Regions from separate parts of the Homo sapiens genome. Here region 1 is linked to region 2. A link is an interaction called in ENCODE POLR2A ChIA-PET data of the cell type or tissue named here. Cell type or tissue: GM12878. All regions are shown on one strand.

The links. ChIA-PET counts read pairs that join two places held together with the same protein. Peaks named below come from ENCODE experiments on the same cell type or tissue, not always from the same donor. Only the 100,000 strongest peaks of a DNase experiment are listed, where the experiment ranks them.
Region 1: POLR2A ChIA-PET joins it to region 2 with 6 read pairs; 7 of 35 experiments call an interaction of 5 or more read pairs at or near these places.

What each region holds. Positions count from the first base shown.
Region 1 is chr3:136,597,478-136,601,477 of GRCh38, forward strand. The region is part of intron 4 of STAG1 (STAG1 cohesin complex component); the gene reads right to left. Among named protein-coding and RNA genes, the nearest start is that of STAG1, 150 kb to the right of the region's middle. In GM12878, no CTCF peak of the experiment used is centred here; no DNase peak of the experiment used is centred here.
Region 2 is chr3:136,728,872-136,732,871 of GRCh38, forward strand. The region is part of intron 1 of STAG1 (STAG1 cohesin complex component); the gene reads right to left. Among named protein-coding and RNA genes, the nearest start is that of STAG1, 22 kb to the right of the region's middle. In GM12878, no CTCF peak of the experiment used is centred here; a DNase peak (open chromatin) is centred at 2,250.

The sequences.
Region 1 (4,000 bases), 130 kb before region 2:
TAATTACTCAATATGATGGGTTTTTAAAATAGTAGTTTATTCTGTTCCACCCAAATTTTTTATTAGATTTTTATTTTGTACTTCATTGATTTTACTTCTATCTTGAATATGCTCGTTTCTGATTACTTGTTCTAATTGGTTATTAATGCCATACAGAAAAGGCTACTGATTTTTTAAACTTTCTATCCAGGAACGTTGCTGAATGCTCTCATTAGTTCTAACAGTCTACGGTTTCTCTTGAAATTTCAACACAATTATATCCTCTTCCAATAGGGATACTTTTGCATCTTCATCTTCAATTGCTATAGCTCTTCTTTTTTTTTTTTAATGTATTGGCTAGGTGTTCCAGTACTGAACAGCAGTAATAATGCTTATATCCTGGGAATACACCTAAACTTCACCGTTATTTAAAAATGACATAATCTGAGCTGTAGGTTTGGGGGAGATAACCTTTACAAGCTAAGGAAGTTCCCTCTTGTTCCTAATTATCAAAAGTTTCTGTTTATAAAAACTATTAGCTATATATTATCACATAATTTTTCTAAACATCCTACATCACTTCAGGTAAGTATAGGCTTTTTTCTCCTGTAATGAGATTATCTGGACATTATACTAAAAGATTTTCTAATATTAAACCATCTCGGTATTCCTAAGATAAAACCTTCTGGTCCTAAAGTTTTCTTAGACTCAAATATTTGGGTTTAGTTGACCTTCTTTAACCTTTCTATTTAACTTCCATTTCTACTTTTATTATTCCTTTCTTCACAGTAATGTTAGGTTTGCTGTTTTTCTTTTTTCTAGTTTCTTTTGCTTTTGCTTAGCATTAATGCCCTTAAGATAACACATCTATCCAAGTAATGCTTTAGCTGGCTCCAACATTTTCACTAACATTTCTTTCACTAATATTCACATTACAACTCTGTATATCTCCTCTTTAATACAACCTTTTTTTTTTTTCTTTTTTTTTGAGACGGAGTCTCGCTCTGTTGCCCAGGCTGGAGTGCAATGGCGCAATCTCGGCTCACTGCAAGCTCCACCTCCCGGGTTCACGCCATTCTCCTGCCTCAGCCTCCCAAGTAGCTGGGACTATAGGCGCCCGCCACCACGCCCGGCTAATTTTTTGTATTTTTAGTAGAGACGGGGTTTCACTGTGTTACCCAGGATGGTTTCGATCTCCTGACCTTGTGATCTGCCCACCTCGGCCTCCCCAAAGTACTGGGATTACAGGCGTGAGCCACCGCGCCCGGCCAATACAAACTTTTAAAAAGCACCTTTTTATTCTCCTGGTAAATTTTATAATGCAATTTACCAGGAGAATTTATTTTACTGTGTATTTCAACATTAACTGCATTATAAAGAAAACGATCAGACATTCCTTGATGAAATCTTTCAAAATTTCCTTAATACTTCAGTTATACTATACTATTTACAGCTATGAAATTACTTTCACTTATCTTGCTCACTCCTGAGAACAAACTTTGGATCAAAGGAAATTTGTCTGGAAATTTCTCCAAAATTATCTCTTCAAAAATTGTATCTAAGACCGTGATTCCTCAAAGAACTAAAGGCAGAAATACCACTTGACCCAGCAATCCCATTAACAGGTATATACCCAAAGGAATGTAAATCATTCTATTATAAACATACATGCATGTGTATGTTCATTGCAGCACTATTCATAATAGGAAAGACATAAAATCAACCCAAATGCCCAACAATAATAGACTAGAAAATGTGGTATACATGCAGCCATTAAAAGGAAAGAGATTGGGCTAGGTGTGCTGGCTCAATCTTGTAATTCCAGCACTTTAGAAGGCTGAGGTAGGAGGATCACTTGAGTCCAGGAGTTCAAGACCAGCCTAGGGTAACATGGCAAAACCCTGTATCTACTAAAAATAAAAAAATTAGCCGAGCATGGTGACATGTGCCTGTAGTCCCAGCTACTTGGGAGGCTGAAGCAGGAGAGTGGTGTGAGCCCAGGAGACGGAGCCTGCAGTGAGCCGAGATTGCGCCACTGCACTCCAGCCTGGGTGACAGAGCGAGACTCTGTCTCAAAAATAAATAAAATAAAATAAAATAAATCCTTCATCTCTTTTCTTCCCTCTGATCTCTTCCCTTGGTATATTCTGGAACCCTTCAATCCATACCAAAGTCTTTAAATGGCTCTTTCATGTTTTCTTACCTCCTTATTTCTCTGGGCTACATTCTAACTGAGTCCAATAAATGCCAATACTTGAATTCTCCCTCTCATGGCACCTAAAGCAGTATTTTTCCTCAGTAACATAATGTACTGTTTTAAGAATTTACTTTCAATTTTCGAGACTGCTCCTGTTCCATATCTTGTTTCATCTTCCTTATTTTGTATAAGACAGAATTTCTTCTTTCATCCCTCTAGCATCTTCAACATACATATTCATTATTTTATTATTTATCCCTCCCCTCTTATGTTTCTGTCATTACCTCCATGGCAGAACCAGATCATATAAAAGACAAGAGTGGGAATTTTCAGACTCTTTCCTAAAACAACATTGGGAATTTTCACAGACCCAGTCACCAACCAAATGAACAGACATTTCAATTCAGGTGTCAGTTATAAGAATTATGTCCATCTTCTCCCTTTCCTCAGCTTTTGATTTCCTGTAAGTGATGTTTTAATAAAAATAGCCATGCAAACTACTACCCTTCTGAATATTAAAGGAGCCTCTATTAATAAATACATGGACAATAAGCACAAACTGGACATCTCAAGGGTAACTTGAGATACACGATTACCCTAAACATAAGCCTATGCAGTAGTTATTGGCACTTTCCTTCAGCCTGCTTTACAAATGGGGAGACTCACATTAGGCCTTGGCTTCATGTAATAAGCCCGATTCGATTCTCCTATTCTTCATGAAGCACTTTAACACTCAACAACCAAACTCCTGGCTATAAAGCATATGCTTTTCTGCCCTAAACCCAATCCTGTTCATCACTTTGTAGTTTTCTTCCATACAAACCACAGAAATACCTACTTTGTTTCTAAATCACTGATGTCGGCTTGTATTATCTTGCTCTTTATTTTTTATTTTTGAGACGGAGTCTCGCTCTGTCACCCAGGCTGGCGTGTAGTGGCACAATCTTGGCTCAATGCAACCTCTACCTCCCGGGTTCAAGCAATTCTCCTGCCTCAGCCTCCTGAGTAGCTGGGATTACAGGCTTGCGCAACCATGCCCAGCTAATTTTTTTTTTATTTTTAGTAGAGATGGGATTTTACCATATTGGCCAGGGTGGTCTCAAACTCCTGACCTTCTGATCTGCCCGCCTGGGCCTCCCAAAATGCTGGGATTACAGGCGTGAGCAACCACGCACAGCTGTGCTCTTTATTTTTTCTTGTTGTTGTTTGTTTGTTTGTTTTGTTTTGTTTTGTTTTGTTTTGTTTTGTTTTGTTTGAGAAGAAGTCTTCCTCTGTCGCCAAGGCTGGAGTGCAGTGGCGCAATCTTGGCTCACTGCGACCTCCGCCTCCTGGGTTCAAGCAGCTCTCCTTGAAATTAGCACCACATCCAGCTAATTTTTGTATTTTTAGTAGAGACAGGGTTTCACCATGTTGGCCAGACTGGTCTCAAACTCCTGACCTCAACTGATCCACCCGCCTCAGCCTCCCAAGGTGCTGAGATTACAGGCATGAGCCACCACACCCAGCCTAAAGAAGTACTATTTTTAATACAATAAAACTGGAAACAGTTCAAATAAAATCTAGTTAAATAAACCATGACCCAACTATTTTAGGAAGTACTGCCAAAATAATAAAAATCAGAAGGTAAATTCATAGAAAAAAATGTGCCCAAAAGACTGCCACATAAAAAAATTACAAACGTTTATAAATTTTAAATATAGCCAGTAAAAAATATTAATAATTAAAATTACAGTAAAAATAACATGAAGCAGATTTCAAGAGAGAAACAGTAAGAAGAAGTTGAAAGGTGGGTTAACACCAAATTATGGAAGGTACCAGAGTCCT
Region 2 (4,000 bases):
TTTTTTAATCTAATACTTTGACATGTAACAACAAAGAACTTAGGTTTCATTTCTATTTAACAAAACAAATAAAGGAGGGATGGGAAAGAGAGACAGTCTCTTCTGTAAAGATTCTTTTGTTTTTTTTGAGACAGGATTTCACTCCTATTGCCCAGGCGAGAGTGAAAGGCACGATCTTGGCTCACCGCAGCCTCTGCCTCCCTGGCTCAAGGGATTCTCCTGACTCAGCTTCCAGAGTGGCTGGGACCACATATGCATGCCATCGTGCCTAGCTAATTTGCGTGTGTGTGGTTTTTTTGTTTTTGTTTTTGTTTTTTTGAGACAGGGTTTCACCATGTTGCCCAGGCTGGTCTCAAACTCCTGAGGTCAAGTGATCTGCCAGCCTCAGCCTCCCAAAGTGTTGGGATTACAAGAGTGAGCCACCACGCTCAGCCTAGACAAAGGGATTTATGAATTTAAAATTTCCTGTCTACCCTACATCAAGCTATCCACTAAACTCTCCCTCTTTGTGAATGGTACCATGCTTATAAGAGAATTAATTATATTCAAATACAATTATCAATATATTAAAGCAACTTAAAATATTGTAATATGATTCTTTAACACAGTAAATAAGATCTAGAGGTTAGTCTAACAATTACCCTAATTTTGAAGTACTGAAATTGTACTTTGAAATATCTACAACATCTGTAGTTTTCCTTTTTTTTTTTTTTTTTTTTTTGAGACAGAGCTGTGCTGTCACCCAGGCTGGAGTACAATGACATGATCTCGGCTCACTGAAACCTCCGCCTCCCAGTTTCAAGTGATTCTCCTGCCTCAGCCTCTCGAGTAGCTGGGATTACAGGCATGTGCCTCCACGCCCAGCTAATTTTTGTATTAACATTTTTAGTAGAGACAGGATTTTGCTATGTTGGCCAGGCTAGTCTTGAACTCCTAGCCTCAAGTGATCCACCCACCTCGCCCTCTCAAAGTGCTGAGATTACAGGCATGAGCCACCACGCCAGGCTTTTTTTTTTTTTTTTTTTTTTTTTTTTTGAGACAGAGTCTCGCTCTGTTGCCCGAGCTGGAGTGCAGTAGCGTGATCTCAGCTCACTGCAACCTCCGCCTCCCAGGTTCAAGCAATTCTCCTGCCTTGGCCTCCTGAGTAGCTGGGACTACAGACACGTGCCACTACGCCCGGCTAATTGTGGTTAAGAGACAGAGTCGCCCTCTGTCACCCAGGCCCTCTGTCACTGCAACCTCAAGTTCCTGGGCTCAGGCAATCCTCCCACCACAGCCTCTCAAGTAGCTGGGACTACAGGCCCACACCACCACACCCAATCTGTAATTTAATATGAAAATATTTCTAATTTCTGTTGGTGACAAAATAAGTATTGCTAACACAACTGTGATTTGTTGCCAACATTTGAAATTGAAGGAACTGCTAAATTTCAGTTATAGGTTAGTAAAAATAAAGATGTCATTATTTTGCCATCCAAATTCAAGAACCCAAGGTTTTTTGTTTTAATTGCTTAAGACATTAGACTTTAGAGTCACAAAAACCTGGACTCAACCACTTTCCAGCTATGTAACATTGGGAAAAGGTACTTAACCTCTCTACCTTGCCTGTGAAATAGGAATAATACCTACATAAAACTGCTGTGTTGTTTAATTATTATGCATGTAAGCTACTTGACACCATGTTTGATACATTTTCAATAAATATGTACACTATTATAATCAGAACTATATATAGTTCACAACTCTCACTGTGCATCAGAAACTCAGATTTGGGTTCAGCTGGTCTGGGACAAATCCCAGACACTGCTATAGTTTTAAAGCTGTCAGGTAATTCTAAGGTGCAGCCACTGGCCTAAGGACAAAGTTCAAACACTTTCCTTTGGCACTTCACTCTGCTCATGACTTACAGCTCTGTATTTTAATCACTCTTCCCTAGTCACCCCATGCTCCAAACACAATCAAGTAACACTTTCTGAAGAGGTGGGCTATAGCAATGATTCTTAAACTTCAGCCTACATCAGAATCACCTGAAGACCTGTAAAAACACAGATTGCTCATCCCCAGAATTTCTGAGTTGGCAGGCCTATGGTGAAGGCCAAGAATCTGCATGTCTAACAAGTTTCTAAGTAATGCTGACACCATGGTGCTAGGACCACACTTTAAGAACCACTGGGCTATATATCACAGCTCTGTCCCTTTGCATATATACACTGTACCTTCACCTGAAATGTCATTCTCATCTCCAACATCTACCCTTGTCTGGCTTTCACTTCTCTTTCAAAACTCACATAACAATTCATCTCCTTCAGGAAGCATTTGCTCACTTCAACAAACCACCTCAAGGCATTCATTACCCACTACAAAACTTTACTACAAAAAAAAAAAGCAATACAGAATGTTTATGATACAGTAATGCAAAGGGTGGATATTTGCTGGAATACACAGGTTCTTTTGTAAGAATTAGAAAAAGCACTCTCCTCTGGGCAGGTAAACTAGAAAAAGCTGGAAAAAGCAAATAGAATTTGTCAAGCAGAATAAAATCTGGATTTCAGCCTTCCCCTACCACTTTGGCCAAGTATCTTTAGGCAGGGTACCAATTCTACAACCATTCATGGCAGCCCCGGCACTGTGTGCCACTAAAATACAAAGGCAGAGAGAACACTTAGATCAACCCTGGATGGGAGAAAGAGAGGAGCAATAAGCCTATCAAGTAAAGATTTCCGAAGAAGGTACTACCTAAGTTCTGAGTCTTCATATGCCCCTCCTTGTGTACTTCGGGAAAACAAGAACTGTGCTTCAATGTCTTTATAACCACACTATATGGCTCATTGTAAATGTTCAACAAATGCTTGATGAATGACTCAATGAGCAAAATTACACGAAAACACTTGCTAACCTATCTCTTTTTCATCAAGTATGTAGCAAACACATGCCCACACCTGGCACCAGAAACTATAAGTGCTATCTAAATATCAACATTTTATTTGGCCTGTGCACTTATCAGCTAGTGGAAAGCATAAATTATTCCAATAAACAGACGGGAGGTGTGGAGGCAAAATATCACACCTAGGTCTTCAAAACTAATGACTTTCAAATCAAAAACTGCATTACCTGATAAAGACTTAACTTCATGATTATTTCAACAGGGACTAAAAAAATTACAGGAAATCTTGGAAACCAGCTATCTGGCCAAAGACACTAATTTTAGAGATGAAGAAACTGAGGCCCAGAGAAGTAATCAATCAAAGACACACAGTTAGTGGCAGAGTTATAATTAAAACTCAGATCTCTGGCCCTACACTAGTTTTTGTTCTTCTACACCATGTTGCCTTTGTATCTATAAAATCAAATCTTTTATCCACAACTAAAAAAAAAAAAAAAAAAAAAACACCTTAGTCACAATTTTGTTGTCTGCATCCCAATGGGAGGAAAAAGTAGTAAGCCATCATCTTATTTTGTCTAGAGGTAACTTTCCAACTTTGCTCTTGGTTTCATGCCTAACCTTCTGTGTGCAGAATAATAAAGAAAAAGCTAAGATTCATAAATAATCCTGATAAAGCCATCAAAATTTATCAACTACCAAAGAAGCATTACAATGTCTTTCCAGGATGCAGCACTTTTCTGAAGAAAGAAAAGGAGCCTAATTTCCGAAATATGTTTACTAAAAAGCAGAACACGCTGGTGATAACCTTCATCTCTCAATTAACCAGAGTACCTTATCATCTGACCATTCTCATTAATAAATTTTTTGTTTTTGAGACAGAGTCTTGCTCTGTCACCCAGGCTAGAGTGCAGCGGCGCAATCTCAGCTCACTGCAACCTCTACCTCCCAGTTTCAAGTGATTCGCCTGCCTCAGCCTCTCAAGTAGCTGGGATTACAGGTGCCCACCACCATGCCAGGCTAATTTTTGTATTTTCAGTAAAGACGGGGTTTCACCATCTTGGCCACACTGATCTCAAACTCCTGACCTCGTGAGCCACCCACCTCGGCCTCCCAAAC